2 separate regions of the Homo sapiens genome follow, and region 2 is linked to region 1. A link is an interaction called in ENCODE POLR2A ChIA-PET data of the cell type or tissue named here. Cell type or tissue: Caco-2. All regions are shown on one strand. Each heading gives the region's core, and the rest is flanking DNA. Links, peaks and the distances in the headings are about the cores only. Region 1 holds the start of LOC105373882 (a long non-coding RNA gene). Region 2 holds the start of MIR375 (microRNA 375).

What was found. Peaks named below come from ENCODE experiments on the same cell type or tissue, not always from the same donor. Only the 100,000 strongest peaks of a DNase experiment are listed, where the experiment ranks them.
Region 2: POLR2A ChIA-PET joins it to region 1 with 14 read pairs; 5 of 35 experiments call an interaction of 5 or more read pairs at or near these places.

The regions. Positions count from the first base shown.
Region 1 is chr2:218,892,333-218,900,598 of GRCh38, forward strand. WNT10A (Wnt family member 10A) reads left to right here. Exons shown (of 4, transcript NM_025216.3): 4 at 442-1,596. The coding sequence ends at 939. LOC105373882 (a long non-coding RNA gene) reads right to left here and starts at 4,693. Exons shown (of 3, transcript XR_923916.3): 1 at 4,409-4,693; 2 at 2,373-2,586; 3 at 2,145-2,237. RefSeq lists enhancers at 228-810, 312-391, 422-491, 922-1,001, 3,991-4,470 and silencers at 572-781, 2,975-3,269, 4,731-5,000, 5,291-5,410. In Caco-2, for the core only: CTCF peaks have their summits at 538 and 6,075 (motif pointing left); DNase peaks (open chromatin) are centred at 3,139, 4,019, 4,349, 4,799 and 4 weaker places; H3K4me3 peaks cover 3,291 bases.
Region 2 is chr2:218,998,498-219,006,813 of GRCh38, forward strand. CFAP65 (cilia and flagella associated protein 65) reads right to left here. Exons shown (of 35, transcript NM_194302.4): 30 at 7,968-8,012; 31 at 7,524-7,726; 32 at 6,937-7,065; 33 at 5,455-5,958; 34 at 4,638-4,775; 35 at 4,349-4,524. The coding sequence ends at 4,440. It overlaps MIR375 (microRNA 375), which reads right to left and starts at 3,211; the gene lies at 3,148-3,211. CFAP65-AS1 (CFAP65 antisense RNA 1) reads left to right here and starts at 3,718. Exons shown (of 3, transcript NR_046086.1): 1 at 3,718-3,803. RefSeq lists enhancers at 1,064-2,047, 3,490-3,784. In Caco-2, for the core only: a CTCF peak has its summit at 4,163 (motif pointing left); DNase peaks (open chromatin) are centred at 1,564, 3,614, 4,119 and 4,727; H3K4me3 peaks cover 2,061 bases.

The DNA.
Region 1 (8,266 bases), core at 1-8,000:
ACACACACACACACACACACACACACACGGCCTGGAGCGAGATACAGCGGGGCCAGCACCCTCCTGCTCCTGGCCCCTACCCCAGGGGTGGCAGGAGAGGGAATTTCCCTGCCTATTTGGGATCCCCCTTCAGGAAGCAAGAGCCTCCAGCCCCAAGGGCCCCCTGCAGCTGCTGGAAAGGCGGGCAGGAGAGGAGGGGAGCCGGCAGGTGGGAATTCCCCCGGGGCCTGGCCTGGTGGGAGGTGGGTGGGAGAGGCAGAGGCAGAGGCAGAAGAGCAGGTACAGAAGTTCTTCTGACTGCCTGGTTGTGGGACCCTCGCTCCCGGCCTCAGCGTTTGCCTCTGTATAATGGGAGTGGGTTTCAGAAGCAGGCCAGGCTAAGCGCTGGGAGGGGAGTGGGGCTGCGCGCCGTGTCACCCCTCACGGTGCCTCCCTCCGCAGGCAGTGATGGAGAACATGCGGCGGAAGTGCAAGTGCCACGGCACGTCAGGCAGCTGCCAGCTCAAGACGTGCTGGCAGGTGACGCCCGAGTTCCGCACCGTGGGGGCGCTGCTGCGCAGCCGCTTCCACCGCGCCACGCTCATCCGGCCGCACAACCGCAACGGCGGCCAGCTGGAGCCGGGCCCAGCGGGGGCACCCTCGCCGGCTCCGGGCGCTCCCGGGCCGCGCCGACGGGCCAGCCCCGCCGACCTGGTCTACTTCGAAAAGTCTCCCGACTTCTGCGAGCGCGAGCCGCGCCTGGACTCGGCGGGCACCGTGGGCCGCCTGTGCAACAAGAGCAGCGCCGGCTCGGATGGCTGCGGCAGCATGTGCTGCGGCCGCGGCCACAACATCCTGCGCCAGACGCGCAGCGAGCGCTGCCACTGCCGCTTCCACTGGTGCTGTTTCGTGGTCTGCGAAGAGTGCCGCATCACCGAGTGGGTCAGCGTCTGCAAGTGAGCGGCCCGGGGTCCCCTGGGCCCTGATCGAGGTCCCCTCCTGGAGCCTGGCCCTCTGAGGCTTACGGTCTTGGCAAGGCAGCATCGCCTTGGCTCTTGGGAAGAGGAGATTGGACCACATGATCTTATAGGAACCCCTCAGCTCTGAGGTCTGTGATCGCCGGACAGTCCAGGCCTGTCTGAACCCCACCACTCACTTCTGTGGGCTCTAGGACTGACTGGGTTCTTCCTCCCTCCCCGAAGCCCAGACAGTTCAGTTGGGCTGGGGGTTGCTCCACACCCTAAAACAAGCCTCAGCCAGGCAACCCGTCAGTCTGTCTCCATCCTTTCACCCCTTCCCTGGAGATGGGAGGTGGGGAATGAATGGAAGCTGACGGGCAGAGAGAGGAGGATTAAAAAAAAGAAATAGACATAACTGAGCTGAAGTAATTCCATAAAGGGCCCAGACAGCCTCCTCCACCATTCCCTTCATCATTCATTTAACAAATATTTATTTTGCACTCTCTTTGCGGCACTCTGGGGGCGGTGGGGTGCGTGGGGGTGGCAATGCAAGGCACTGAGGCCACAGATGTGAGTAAGCGAGACACAACACTTGTCCTCTTGGAGGTTACATTCTTGCTGGGGGGAGGCATGGGCAATAAACAAGTAAATATACAAACAAGGTCATTTCAGACAATGCTGTGTGCAGGCTGCTGGGTGTAGGGGGATTTATGGGGAGTGGGGCTCCTCAGACAAAGCCACTGTTTTTTCAGGGAAGGCCTCTGTGAGTTGTGATACCTATGCTGGGACCTGCATCATAAGCCATGCAAAGAGTATGGGTAAGGGCATTCCAGGCAGAGGCCATGTGAAGGCAGAAAGTGTGAGCTGAGAAAGATCTCTGCCTGCTGGAGAAACAGCAAAGGGGCCATTGTGATTGCAGTGAAGAAATCAAGGGACAGACTAGCAGGAGAGGTGTTCAGAGGGTGGGCAAAGGTCACATCGTGTGTCTCTCTAAGCCAAAGTAAGGAGTTGGGGTTTTATTAAAGAGGAATGGGAACCTTGAGATCCTTAAGCAGGGGAGTGTCCTGGTCCAAGTCTCACATGGATCGCTGATGGGGAACTGGCTGAAGGGGGATGAGGTGACAGCTGGTAAGCCAGTGAGGAATAACAACCATCTTCTAAGTCAGAGATGGGGCTTGGACTGGTTGTAAGCAGTGGGGATGTCGAGAAGGGCTCTGGTGCCAGAGCTCTAACCGCCCACCTTGTGCCTGAGCCCTCTGCCACAAGCCAGGACGAGTGGCCGTGCCCAGCAGCAACTGTCTGCAGAGACAGGAGGCACTCAGAGGAGTAATCCTGGGCAAGACCCAGCTCAGCCCAGCCCAGCGCCCCGGGGAGCAGGTGGGGCCAGGAGGCGCGGCTGGGAAAAGGGTGGCGGAGGAGGGCCCGGAGACTCACTGTCTGGATTCTGGTCTCTCTGAGTCCAGGCAGGGTATGTAAGTAAGGTGCAGGGGGCACATTCTTCCTGGGCCTCTTGTGCTCCCAGATCCCCATATCAGGGTGCTCCTTAGCAGGTCAGCAATCCTTCCCCACCCTCATGTCCCTGTGAGGACACTGTTGAGCAGTTTGGGTCCAGTGTTGCACTCTCCTTCGCTCTCGGATCTGATGTTTTCTGGAACAGACCCTCAAGGAGGAGGGCGGTGGAGAAGGGAGTGAGGTCAGGATCTCAGGGAAAGAACACTTTACCTACTGCATCCAGGCCTCTTGCTGCTCACACTTGAGGATCCCGCTGGCTGCCTCAATTTACCCTAGAATAGCACCCCTCTTGATGAACCAGGCAAGGATGAAGACTTGTTCCTTTCCCCAGTGATCAGCCAGCACAAATCCTCCATACTTTCCACCCCTGATCCATGTCTCCCTACCCCTGAGTAGAAGTGAGAAGGAAATGGGGGCCTCTTAGTGATACACCCCAGTAGGCCCACCAGCTGGAAGATTTGCCTCCATGAGCTTGCCCCTCATCTCCTTCCCCTCCAAATGCCAGCAGCTCGCAGGCATGCCTGTGGCAGAGGGGCTTCCGAATGCTCAGCTCTGCTGCTTCTCTGGAGGACAGGGTTTCTTTCCCCATCCCCCAAAAGACAGCCCCACAGGCGGGCGGGTGAGAGTCCCCCAGGAGGAGGGGTAGGCAGGAGCAGCCAGACACACCTGCCTCATTCCTTTCCTCTTGATCACCTAGGAGAGAGCTGTGGGGGCTGGGTTTTCCACCCGCTTCCTCCCTCCCATCCCAGGGAGGAGGAGAGAAGAGGTGGGGGAAATGGAGGCCTAGGGTTGAGGGGGTGCTGCCATGCCCAGCAGTGTCCACTGCAACATTAGCCTTGGCCTAACCCTCCTCTGCCTTCAAGGCTTAAGGAGGATGACCAAGCTGGGGGAGGGGAGACTGAAGATGAGAGGTAGAGGATCAGGACTGGGATAAGAAGGTGGGAGCAGCCATGCTGCAGAGCATGTGTTGAATGCAGAGAGAGGGGTGGGTGGTTGGGTGGGGCAGGGGGCTGGACCCGGAGTTGTAGGGAGGACACATGTTTTAATGACATAAGTCAAGGTGATCTGATATGTGTTAGCCTAACTTGTGAAGCCCAGAAGCTGATGAGTTCTGGGACCAAAGGTGACGCCCACGGTTGAAAGGGGTTGTATGGGACTTGATAAGGGACCTAAATTAGGAAAATGTGGAGGTGATGGAGGGTGGGAAAATGGGGCCCAAATGGCACTGAGCTTATGCATGCTGGATGAAGGGTGTGGCAGGGATCAATAAACTGACAGGAAATAGGGGAAATGGGCTGGAATAAAGTGGGAGGGTGCAGTTTAGATGGGAGGAAGAACTTGCCAACAGCCTGGGAAAGATCAGAGGTGAGACTTGGAAATGAGAACAGAAGGTGGGTAGAGATCATTCAGAGAAGGAGAGGACCTCCCCTGCCACCAACAACTGTCACCTGATGGATGCTAGGTTACCTCCTTGCAGGAGGGAAAAGTAGGAGGAGGAAGGGCACTAACAGAATGAGGGTGGTGGACAGATTAGAAGGCAGTGGTGGGGTTAAGGGTCAGGGAGAGGCAGCCAGGCTGGGGTGAGATCAGAACGCAGGCATCCCGCTTTGCAGTCACTCAAGGTCCAGGGTAGAGGCACTCAAAGGTAGACTTGGAGTTGTAGGAGTGCCCCGGCCGGTGAGAAACAAGGTCAGGGTCATCCCGGAGCTCCCCCTACTTCCCCCAAATTAATGTGCCCCCAGCTAGCCCCTGGCAGGGGGCCTTCCACGTTGGAGTGTGGCCAGGCTCTAGTCACAGCCCCCTTCTCTCCTCCTCCCCCCACTTCTCATGTGGTTGCCGGCAGCTGCCTGCGGTCGCCCCAGCCCCTGCCCTCAAGGCACAGGGACTTTCCAACAGGGGAAAAAATGACTTAATGAGAGTGAGAGCTGGGGGCGGGAGGGACAGGTCCCTGTAATCACCGCTCGGCTGTGGGGCCTGCGCTCCTCCGGGCCCTTCCCCGGCTTCCTGCTGCCAGCGCCTCCCTCGGGCTCCGGTTGGGGAGGAGGACAAGCTGGCGACTGGGGTATCCCTTTTCAGGTGCCAGGCTTTCAGGGGCCCCAGATGCTTTTGCTCCCTAGGCTCGCGGTGTATGGAAGCTGGGACATCCCATGATTCCTCTCTGGACCTTGTCCTTGAAGTTAGGGTTGGCGCATAGGAGGTCTCTCCCTGGAGCGGCTAACCCCTGCTGGTGGGTTGGGAGGTATAGGATGGTGAGGAAGCCCTTTGCCACTTCGCGGCTGCGCACTTTGGAATGCCCCCGGTTACTGTGGTAACCAGGGCAGCCGAGGTGTGTCCTCGGGGCTGGGAGGCGCCCGCCCCCCCACCTTTTCTCGCCGCCCGCGGGGCCAGGCCGGGCCGCTGCGGTGCGCGGGGGTGGGGGTGTGCCGTTACCATGGCAAGGGTGCGCAAGGAGGGCACATTCTTCCCCAGGGTGGGAGCGCCCTGGGGATACAAGAAGGGGGGTAACCGAGGCAGCAGAAAGGGGAGGGGGGTCAGAATGAGGGAGGAGTCTCGGACTAGACTAACCAGGGCTTCTGGGGTTTGGGTGGGGAGTTTGGAATCTGCCCCCACCACCCCCGCAGCTCTCCCGAGGCATCCCGCTCCTCCTCCTTTCACCCTCGCTGGGGTTCAACCTCCCCCCAACCCACGAAACCCCAGTTTCCGGGGAAGGGATCCCCGGCTACCTACCCAAAGGCCTTTGGCTTCCTCCAAAGCCGGGCCTGAAGAGCTAAGGGGCCCGCTCCCTTCCCCCCAGTGGAGTTGCAGCCCAGACTGCTGGCCAAAGCCCTGCAATTAAGCCCCTCGCCCGCCCCTGCGCCGCCCGCCCGTCCTCCGCCAGGCCGGGTCTGCGCCGCCAATTGCAGCAGCACGCAGCAGCTGATTACCCCTACCGGAGCCTGGGGAGCGGCCAGGGGTGGGGACAGCGGGCAGGTCAAGGGGGCAGGGTCCCTGGGGTTGTCCCTGGCCCCGGGGTCCTTCACTGGAGCTTCTGATTCTAGCGCAGCTTCTCCGCCCCAAACAATATGGGGAGAAGGGGTCTGCTCAGTACTCCATCCTGCTGTGCCTCAGTTTCTCACTCCTCCACTGCACACCGCACCCAGAGCAGAAAGAGCTCAGAAACGGTCTGTGTGTATGTGTGGATGTTAGAACATCTGGAGTTAAGGGCTGGATTCTCCACAAGTTCAAGGCCTTAAAGTCCAGCTCTCTTTCCGGCTGCAGACTGCCGCGTGGGTCTCTCCTGGCCCTGCGCCCCGCCCTGTGGACCCCTCTCGGTCATGCTGAGGCAGCCTAGGGCCGCGGGCAGCCCAGACTGCACTTTGGTGGGTATCAGAAAACGTCCCGCCTGGGTGGGAGGCGCCCCTCTTCTGCCCTACAGGGGAAGGCAATCCGGGAGTCTGCAGAGCAGCGACAGTGGAGTGCTCTGCCACCACCCTTGCCCCCTGCCGTCCCTTCTTCGCCCATCCCTCCTCCGCCTGCGGGTCTGCAGGGGCTCGGGTAGGGCTTCGCGCCTCCCGCGGTCCAGCTGTCTACATCTGGCCAGCAGCTGGGAGCCGCCCACCGCGAACTGCTGAGGACACAGCGCCCTCTGTTGGTGAGAGGCGGCGGCGCATCAGCTTTCGGGCCTTGGGGCGCGTAGCCCCAGTTAATTGGGTGGGTCTCGGGTTCAACTCATCCGCTGCCCTTTGACTTGGGAACCACCCGCCCTCTGCCTCGCACGGCGCCCAAATCCGACTTCACGGGCCCATTGCTTTCCGCCGGCCGCGGCCTTGCTGGCCCTCTTTCCTCCGTCCCTGTGTGCTTAAAACCCAGCTCAGCGACCTAGCTAGCTGTCCACCAACCTCCCATTTTTCCAGTTGTCTCAGCTTCGTCCCGCAGGTTCTGCGGCACTATCTCTCCGCGCCCAACGTAAAAGTCCTTAAATAGGAACATGATTACATAAGTCACCGCCCATTTGCTCAATGGAATTCCTCGCCGCGTCCTTAAAAATGAGGCGTTTGAAATATATTTAGTTCCTGAGACCGTGTTTGCTCTAAATGGATGGGGGGTGGAGGAGAAGATGCAAGACACAAAATAGCACAAGGCAGGGTCCCTCTTTAACGGCAAAAAATTATACATGCGATTTGCATTTTAGAAGTCTCAAATAGACATCAAAATGCTAACAAATTATTTTTGGATGGTGGGTGTATAGGTGGCTTAAAATTTGTTCTCTATCTGCATTTTCCATTTGTCTATAAGGAACGTGTGTTACTTGGGCACATTAATAATTCTATATACAGATTATTTTCTCCCAAAATGTGAGCATCAAATTATATCATTAGATTGCACTAAATTTTATTTAACTCAATTTATGTAATTTTGTTTGGGACAGGGTCTCGCCCTGCCGCCCAGGCTGGAGTGCAGTGGTGCAATCAAGGCTTGCTGCAGCCTCGACATCCAGAGCTCAAGCGATTCTCCCACCTCAGCCTCCCGAGTAGTTGGGACTACAGGACTACAGGCGCATGCCACCACGACCGTCTTTTTTTTTCTTTTAGAGGCGGAGTCTCGCTTTGTATTTTAAGCTGGTCTCTGAACTCCTGGGCTCAAGTTATCCTCCCGCCTCCAATTCCCAAAGTGTTGGGGTTACAGAGACTGAGCCACTGCCCCTGGCCAGAATACACTAAATTTTTTAAAAGATCCCGTTTAAAACTAGGAATTGGGGGACCTGGCCTCCTGACAAGAGCTAATATAATTATGTCATTGTGATTTTCTTTTTAAAACTGTAATGGTTTGTAGTGAGAACAGGTTTCCAATCTCTGAATCCCAGGGCCCAGGGAAGTCAAGAAGTTGTTAATTGCTTCCATGCGGAAGCCAAATCCATATGCACATTCAGTATTGTCTGTGAATGAATAATGGGTTTATTTTCCATTGCATTGCACATGTATGAAGATGCTGCCATGATTAATAATGTAGAAAATTTGTAAATAGTTTAATACCTTTTTAAAAATTCTCTTCTGTCTTTTTGCAATATTACACATTATTAGCTGCCCTCTCCTTACACATATGGAACCCTTTGGTGTCAGTGGTTGATATTGCACTGCCTCAACCTCCTCTCATTCTCCACTGCCTCAGGGATTTCATTCACTCCTTCCTTGTCTTTTTCTTTTGAAATAATTTCAACGGTATAGAAAAGTTACAATGATATACAAAGAATTTCCCCCTTTCCTGAACCACTTATGAGTAAGTTGCCTCCATGATGCCTCATTACTCCCTAATATTTTATTTTATTTTATATTATTTTATTTTATTTTATTATTTTTATTTTATTTTATTTTATTTGAGACGGAGTCTCTCTCTGTCTCCCAGGCTAGAGTGCAGTGGTGCGATCTCGGCTCACTGCAAGCTCCACCTCCCGGGTTCACGCCATTCTCCTGCCTCAACCTCCTGAGTAGCCGGGACTACAGGCACCCGCCACCACGCCCAGCTAATTTTTTTTAATGTTTTTAGTAGAGACGGGGTTTCACCGTGTTAGCCAGGATGGTCTCGATCTCCTGACCTCGTGATCCACCCACTTCGGCCTCCCAAAGTGCTGGGATTACAAGCGTGAGCCACCGAGCCCGGTGACTCCCTAATATTTTAATATATATTTCCTACAAATGAGGACATCCTCCTTCATAATCTAACACAATGCTCACAATCAGGAAATGAACATTGATACATTAGTTCAATATAACCCCCAGACCTTACTGGACTTTCATCAATTGGCCCAATGCTGTCCTTTATAACCAAAGGATCCAGTC
Region 2 (8,316 bases), core at 190-8,189, 110 kb after region 1:
TATTTAAATGCATGTAAAACAGAACAGGCCTGCAGTGGCCACCCAATAAATGTCCGCCGCCGCTGTTGCTGTGGTTGTGGTTATAACTGGCTCTGACACACCTGCTTCCCACCACCCCTGGCGCTCGCCTGGTTGGTGGGTGGTCAGGCTGCAAGCATGGCTCTGGGAGCTGTACCCTCCTTCTCACCCTGGTTCCTGGCAGAAGCCAGCCTAGTGCTCAGGACGGAGCGCCTTCCTGCCTCACCCTATTTGAATCACTCCTCAGTTCATGACCTCAGTTTGGGAAGGTTGGGAGGGTCAGAGAGGAGTGTGCCAATTTCCTTTGTTCTTGCTCAGGCCTCTGCTCTCTAGGAAAAAATGCTTGGGAACCGAGCCGAGGACCTGGCTTCTGGAGTTGGTGCTTGTCCTGGCGCCATTTGGGGATTTTGGTCAGTCAATCCCCTCTTAAGGCCTCTGTTTTTTACCTATAAACTAAGCTGGCTGTGGGTCCTGGAGGGGCCTCCCAGCCTTGACTCCTGTGATGCCTCTGGAAGGTTCCTTCCCCTCCCTATCCAGCGTATGCCTGCCCCACCCACCCACCCGTCTGGCCTAGCCAGAATGAGGGGGCGAGTTGCCATGGTCTCCATGGGGACTAATCTCCAAGAAGGTCAGTGAGGCTCTGGTACTGCCTTGGCCGGATGGGGATTAGCACCTGGGTGTGAGCCTCCCCCCTGCCAGCCAGTGCCTCCACTCCCAGGTCCCTCCACTGTCACACAGACCCTGGGCGGCCTCTAAGCCCAGAAATTCCAAGGCTAGGCCAGAATAATTGGGGTGGGTGGGGGCAGGGCAGCTGCCATAGCTGTTGGCTTGTCCATCTGTGGCCAAGAGGGAAACTCAGAGAGATGGAGTCAGATCTGTGCCCCTCACTGGCCCCTGGTGTCCAGCCACGGCCTGGGCCTTGCCCCTCCCTCACATTCTGTCCTTTAATGGGAGGAGATGGGCTTCCAAGATAAGGGTATCACCCTCCCCCCACCTCCAAACCTGTCTGCCACCTAGAAATCACCTCTTTATCCTTTGCTGGGGCTAATTCCCACCCTAGTTTGGGGTGGGATGGGGCTGTTTTGCAGCTTCCCCCTTTCTCCATACACACGATGCCTCCCGCCTCTGGTCCCCTGAGCCCTAGCCCCATGAATCCACATCCCCAATCTCTCTCAGCGTACATCTCTTGTTATCTTGAATTGTCTCCATGTGTCTCTCTCTGTTCCTCTTCCCTGGTTTCTCTCTGGTCATCTCTGCCTCTGGTCTCGCTCTCACAGTCTAGGGTCTGCAGCCTCTGCAGCCCCTGGGATCTCCCCTGTGTTCTCACACCCCTCTTTCCTTCAGCCTATGCTCTTGGTCTCTTTCTCATCCTTCTCCATTTCTCTTCTGCTGTTTCTCAGCTGCTGCACTCCAACCGCTCAATCCCTTTTCCACTTCCCCCACTACCTGGTCCCTCCCCCACCCAGGGTGCTGACAGGGACGACAGGAAGCAGGCTCCAGCTTTGAGCAGGAGGGGGAGGGGGCCTGCCTCGTACAGCAGCTGCTGAGTGCCCCCCTCCCCATGCAGCCCCGCACCTGCAGGCCTGCCCGGCACTGGGAGACCCCGCCCTGTGGCAGCGGAGCAGCGGAGGAGGGACCTGGATGAGAGGCCAGATCCCTGGTAATGGCCAGCAACTGCAGTCTTAGGATGGATAGTGGGTGGGGGACTGGGGAAATTAGGCCCTGGGGTGAAGGGGCAGTAATTCTCAGTCACCAGGAAAGATCCCCGCCCACTGGGTGGCTGCCTCCTTCTCACCACCCTCCCCTCAAGGCTGTGTGTGTGTGTGTGTGTGTGTGTGTGTGTGTGTTTGGGAGGGGGTCATTCCAAGCAGAGATCTCTTTGTTGTGCAAACCCAGGATGTGGAATCCTGGCCCCTGACATGGTTGGGGAGGGAAGGGGAAGCCCTCAAAGACACAGGGAAGGTGCACCAGGACCATGCCAGGCCCCTGACAGGCAAATCTTTCAGTGCCAGGCAGAGTAAAGGGCTGGCCCAGGACAGAGCCTGGTCAGGGGGGCCAGGAGAGGGCTGCACACACCCTAGCCCAGGACCCAAGGACCTTCCCCTGCCCCTGGGGCTGCTCCACGAAGAGCCCTGCTGTAGTCCACCCTCTCCCTAAACCTGCCTGGGATCTGTCCAACGCCATCTCGCCCCTCCCCCTTCTCTCTCTGTGCCACGGACTCGGGCTCAGCAGATCCTTTGGGGCCTCTGGGTAGTTGGGTGACATAGGGGCACTAGAGCGGGTGGTGGTGGAGGGGACAATCCAGCACCTCTAGGAACATGCAGTTTGGAGGGACTTCTGACCCTGGTTCCCATCTCCCGGGGCTGCCTCTGCCTGAGCTGAGGGCCACCTACCTACCCCACCCCAGCTGATGGAAGCGAGGATGTGGGATTCTGAGGTTTGAGGAAGGTGGTGAACCGCTGTGCCTGGGGGCTTGTCCTTTTCAGTCAGTCTGACTGTCTCAGACGTTTTTAGACTGAAAGAGGGACCAAGGGAGTGTCAGGGAGTGACATCTCAGGATGTCAGCAGCACCACAGAGATCCGAGGAGTGGATTTGAGGCTCCATGGTGGCCCTCAGCTTCCCCCGCCCAGATTTTCCACACCTCAGCCTTGGCTCCAACTCCGTGAGGGCCTGCATCTTCCCCAGCATGACCAGGAGCCCAGGAACCGGGACAGGAGGCTGGGGAGGGCCTAGCCCCTGCGGGAGGCCAGACCAACCGTTCACTGAGCAAATGGGAAAACCAAGAGGCCGGGAAATGACTTGCCCAAGGCCATAGAAGTCGCGGGGACAGAGGCGGACTAGAATCCGGGTTTCCACCTCCAGAAGGGTTTCTGTTCTGGGCCACGGCCCCCTTCGCCACCCGCTGGAGCCGGCTCAGCCCGTATTACGACGCAGAATGGAGCCTGGCAGCCCAGAAGCTGCGGGCAGGGCAAGGCAGGGCGGGTGGGGCCGGATGGGAGCCGGATCTCCCCTGGAGCGGCGCACAGCCTCTCCCACCCGTACGGTTGAGATGGCGGTGGCGGTGGCGGCGGCAGGTGCCTGCGTGGCGATCAGGCCGGCCCCCGGGCTGGTGCTGAGAGGCCGCCCCTGCCTCACGCGAGCCGAACGAACAAAACGCTCAGGTCCGGTTTGTGCGAGGGGCTCGTCGCGGGGCGGGAGCGGAGGGCCCGGGGCCTGGCGGTCGCCCTCGGTGATCTCCTGGTCCTGGTCTTCCGCGAGCTCAGTGCTGCACAGCGCCCCGCTAGCCTCCGCCCTCACCTGAACGCATCTGCGGCTGACACGTCGGCGGCCGCGGCGGCCACCGCAGGTGCGCACCTGGCCCGCCCCTCCTTTCCCAGCCACCCTCCGCCCGGCTTTCCTGGCCCCTCCGCCCGGCCCAGCCTAGCTTGGCTTCGTCCCCAGCCCACGCCTTGGAGCTTGTCCCGGAGCCCGGGCTCCGTGTGCTCTTATACTGCCTGTTCAGTCCCCGCCCCCAGACACACACACTCACACCTGTCCAGGCGCCCGTTTGCTCGGGGCAAATATTGACTCATGGAGGCGGAGCGCTCCCCCCTCCCCCGCCCGGGCTCTGAGACCGGAGCTTCTCCGAGGCCTTGGTGGCGGGGGCGGAGGGGAGGGTGCTGGGGACCCTGGGCGCCTCTGGAACAACACCAGATGTCACTTTTCCACCCACCTGCCTCTGGGAGGGAGGAGCCGAGAAGCAGAGGACAGAAGCTCCCGGGCGGGGGTTAGGAGGAACCGAGAGGTGGGTATCCATCCTCGTCTGAGGACTGATTCACAGTGGGAGTCGCTTAGCAGGGTCTGTGGCCCGAAATCCAGTGGTGACCTCGACCCGCCCCAGCCTAGTTCCTGGCCCTCCGCGGCGTGCCTCAGTTCTTCCTCCCCAGCCTCTTGGGCACTCGGAGCTCGGCAAATGCTAAGGGGCTGGCCCTGGGGGTGCTAAGCCTCCGAGCAGGCGCGGCGCGGAAAGGTGAGGGGTGGCCGCCCTGCCCAGTGGACACCTGCTTCGCTGGCCAGGCCTGGCACTCAGTTACTGTGCACCAAGGTGCGCTGGGGCAAAGGCCAGCCAGGCCCCGTCCGGAGCGCCCTCCACTGGCCAGACCCGGTCCAGCGGCCGGCAGCTAGCGGCCAGGTCTCAGTCCAGCTGCAGTGTGGGCGGAGAGGTGCATCCTCCCGGGCCCTAAGTTCCCGCCGCGCCTCTGCAGTCCGCCCGGGCTGCTCCCTGCCATCCTTCCCTCTCAGAGCTCGCGCGCGCGTTCCCCCTCGTCGGGGAAATAAAGTCAAGGTAGATACAGAAAAAAGACTAGATGCTTTTACTGGCGGTGGAGAGGGGGCCAGGCGTGACCCCTAGCGGCATGTCGGAGAGGCTGGGCGCGGGCATTTACGGAAGGTCGGTAGGAAGTGGCACCACCGGGTGGAGTACCTCTGCTTGCTGCGTCGGCAGCAGCGTGTCCGGGGTCAGACTCCTGGAAGACAAAAAGTCCCAGGTAGGCGTGGGGGCGAGGCTTCGGGCAGAGCCTGGCTGCCCCCGTGGCCCCTCTCGCGCGGTCTGCGCGGCCGCTGGTCCCGGCGCCCTTACCTGGGCACGCAGAACGGCGGCAGGGCGATGACGCGTGGCCGCGAGGTGAGTACCACCTCCCCGCGGCTCGCCTCCACCAGGATGTTCTGGATCATGTTCTCCAGCAGCGCCTCCTGCAGGTTGGCGAAGGCCGGGAGCCTGCGAGGGGGCGGGGGCTAGCATGAGGGCGGCCGCAGTGCCCGCGCGCCTCCTCGCTCGCCTGTCCGTGCGGTACATTGTGCCGCGAGCTCTACGGAGATTCCCATTCGACTCCCCTCATCCACTACACTATGGGGCATTCTTGTTTCAATGTTACGGACGTTCCAAGTGTGGCTAAAAGATTCCAAGTTGCCAAATATGCTGCTGGTTTAAGGGGTGGGATTCAAACCCAGGCGATGTAGTAGGCATCTCAGGGCCAAGTTTAGAGAAAGGTAGGGAAGTGATGAGAGGGCGCAGAAGGGACTGGGTGGGGCCTAGGGAATCCCTACAATGACATAAATCATCTGTAGGGCAGCCCCGGCGGGAAGTCCCACCTGCAAGACAGGTGGTCCTTTTCTGGCTCTAGAAGCCCATTTACAAGACTTTGCAGACTATAACAATTCTCCTGGTAAGTTGGTAAATGTCAACAACTAGTTCTTAGAGAAAAAAGAATAAAGTTCAGTGTTGGTGCCGGGCGGATACTCCCACAGAGGCCTTAAGCTACCAACATGACCTCACTAAGCACTGAATTAGGATGAGATGTGCATACAGGCAGCAGCCATCCTTGGCATCCCACTGCCTCCTAGGAACCTTCTGCACTTCGCCTCCCTCCCGTCCTCACTGGGGCCTGGCTGCTCACCTTCTGATGGCCTCCTTCTCGTCCTGTTCTTGCTCCTCCTTCACCATGACATTCAGCTGCTGTTGCCACTGCCATTGCATGGACTCCTGGGACTCAGGCTGTGGTGTGGGCCCGATGCCCGCCCAGCTCACTTTCTCTTCCTTCTCATCCCTCTCCTCCTCCTTCTCCTCTATCTCCTCCTTGCCCAACTCCTCCTCTTCTGTCTCCTCTTCTTCCTCCTCTTCCTCCTCCAACTCTTCTTCTTCCTCTTCACCCTTCTCCTCCTCCCCCTCTTCCTTCTTTCCCAACCCTGGATAGTGCTCTGGTCTGTCTTCCTTCGGCTGCTTGCCCTTCCCATCCTCCCAGCTGCTGGAGGGTACAGGCAGGATTGGCATTAAGTACAGGCTGTTTTTCTGGTCCATGAACTTAGTTGACTGCTCATTCCAGAATTGGCGGAAGTACGGCACCTGCTCCACCAGGCTTTGGTCCACAGCCTCATGGAAGTTCTTGTCTTCCAGCAGGCCCCTAGGTGGCAGGGAGAAGGAGAAGGCCCTTGCTGAGGGGCCCTGAAGCCCCTGGGGAGCCCTGGCTTCAGAGCTAGGTTCTAGGTGGGAAAGGGGCTGCTAGGTGGGGAGAGGGGAGCCCTTGGTCAGTTGTTCCTCCTGTCCCTTCTTTCAAGGAAGACATCTTTGAGCCTCATGGATTTTTAGAAGCGAACATGGTATGCTGGAGGCAGGGCAGGTCAGATTCACACACATGATGGGCAGGAACCCTGGGGAGATAGTGGACTGGCTCCAGACTCATCTGCCAGCCCTGGAATGGGGCAGAACTCAGGATCCAGACCTGAGAATCCCTCCAGCCAGCTCCATCAGAGCCCCACTGTCCTGGGGTGGGGGGGCCGGGGGGGGGGACCGTGGTGGGATCTTGCAAAGAAGTTCTGTTTCTTTTTTTCTTTTCTCTCTCTCTCTATTTCTCTCTTTCTTTCTCTCTCTTTCTCTCCTCTTTTTTCTTTCTTTCTTTCTTTCTTTCTCTCTCTTTCTTTCTTTCTCTCTTTCTGTCTTTGTCTCTTTCTTTCTTTCTCTTTTCTTTTCTTTTTTTGAAAAAAAGCTCTGTCTCCCAGGCTGGAGTACAGTGGTGTGATCATGGCTCACAGCAGCCTCAACCTCTCAGTTAATTAAGCTAATTAATGGTCTCAAGCAATCCTCGCACCTCAGCCTCCAAAGTAACTGGGACTGCAGGCATGCACCACCATGTCCAGCTAATTTTTGTATTTTTTGTAGAGATGGGGTCTTGCTATGTTGCCCACGCTGGTCTCAAACTCCTGGGCTCAAGCCACCCGCCCACTGCTGCCTCCCAAAGTGTTGGAATTACAGGCAAGAACCTCCATGCCCCACCAAGTTCTATTTCTCAAGAAAGGAAGAGTGCTGGAATGTAAGGGGCTCTGGCTGAATGAGCTGGAGGGATGCGAAGGTGGCAATGAGGGCCCAGGGTGTGAGCTGGTACCTGATTATTGTGGTGAGAATGTCAACCAGGAGCTGCTTCTTCTGCTTGGAAACAGGGCCCCACTTGTTAGGGGATTTTTCCTCAGAAGTCTCTGACTCTTCCCTGGGGGCCTTCCTCTTTGGCAGCTCCCTGTGGCAGCCATGACATTCTGAGTGGCCTGGGCAAGCCACCATGCTGGGGTTGGGGGCACAAGCAGTGGTGGTAGCTGCCCAGTGATGAGGACACAGATGAGTTTGAGGCACTCCCAGCCTTAACCCAAATGTAGTGCTACTGGGTTCAGAGAACCAAGCTCAAACCCTCAGAGTTAGCACGGGAGCTAGAGAGACTCCCAGTTGGAAAAAGAAGGAACAAAGAGGGGTAGGGGCTGCCTAGGTGTGTTCCCCAGGGGGCTCTGGCTGCTTTGTCCCCCTCCTAAAAGGGCCTAAGCAGTAATGGGGCATCCTGGGCCCAGAGGCGCTCAATGAGCCCCACTGCTGCTGCCCATGCTCCACCCCTCACCATGGGTTGGGTCTGGGCAGCCCCTGCTCTGGAGTGGAAGAGGGGACAGAGAGAAGAGGAAGGTGACCCCTGCCTTCCCAAGAGCTTACCGGTGCAAAAAGTGGCAGGGAAACTCTGAGAAGAAGTTAGCCAGAAAGTAGTCGGTGGCATGGGCTCGGGCAGTAAGGCCCAGGCAGAGCATGCCTGGCGAGGGTGGCTGGGGGCAGGGCCAGGACACCTCCTCCTTTGGGGTCTGCAGTTTCCAGCTGGCAGGCCGGCTGACAGACTGCTGGTTCTTGATGGGAGGCAGTGTCTTTGGGAAGGGAGGGACATGGATGACAAGGGTTTGGGCACCACATTCACATCACCAATGGGGTCCCTTGACCTAGTTCCCCCACAGGCTCTTTGGGCCACATAAGCGTGTGACCCCACTCATTGGCACTTTCATCCCTCCTTTCTGGGAGTCTGGTCCAGGGGTTGGAGGTCTCTCTGGGAGCAAGCAAGGACCCTCCCAAGTTGTCCCAAGAAGATGGGCCTGGGGCTCGCCGCCTCACCTTGTACTTCCTCGCAGGTTCACAGGCTGTGCAGCATGTTCTCTTCTGTGGAAAAAGAGAGATCCTTGCTTAAGATACAAGAGGCCCGGCCGGGGGTGGTGCTTCATGCCTGTAATCCCAGCACTTTGGAAGGCCAAGGCGGGCGGATCACCTGAGATCAGAAGTTTGAGACCTGCCTGGCCAACATGGCGAAAGCCCGTCTCTACTAAAAATACAAAAATTAGTCAGATGCGGTAGCACGTGCCTGTAGTCTCAGCTGCTCAGGAGGCTGAGGCTGGAGAATCGCTTGAACCTAGGAGGTGGAGGTTGCAGTGAGCCAAGATGGCGCCACTGCACTCCAGCCTGGGTG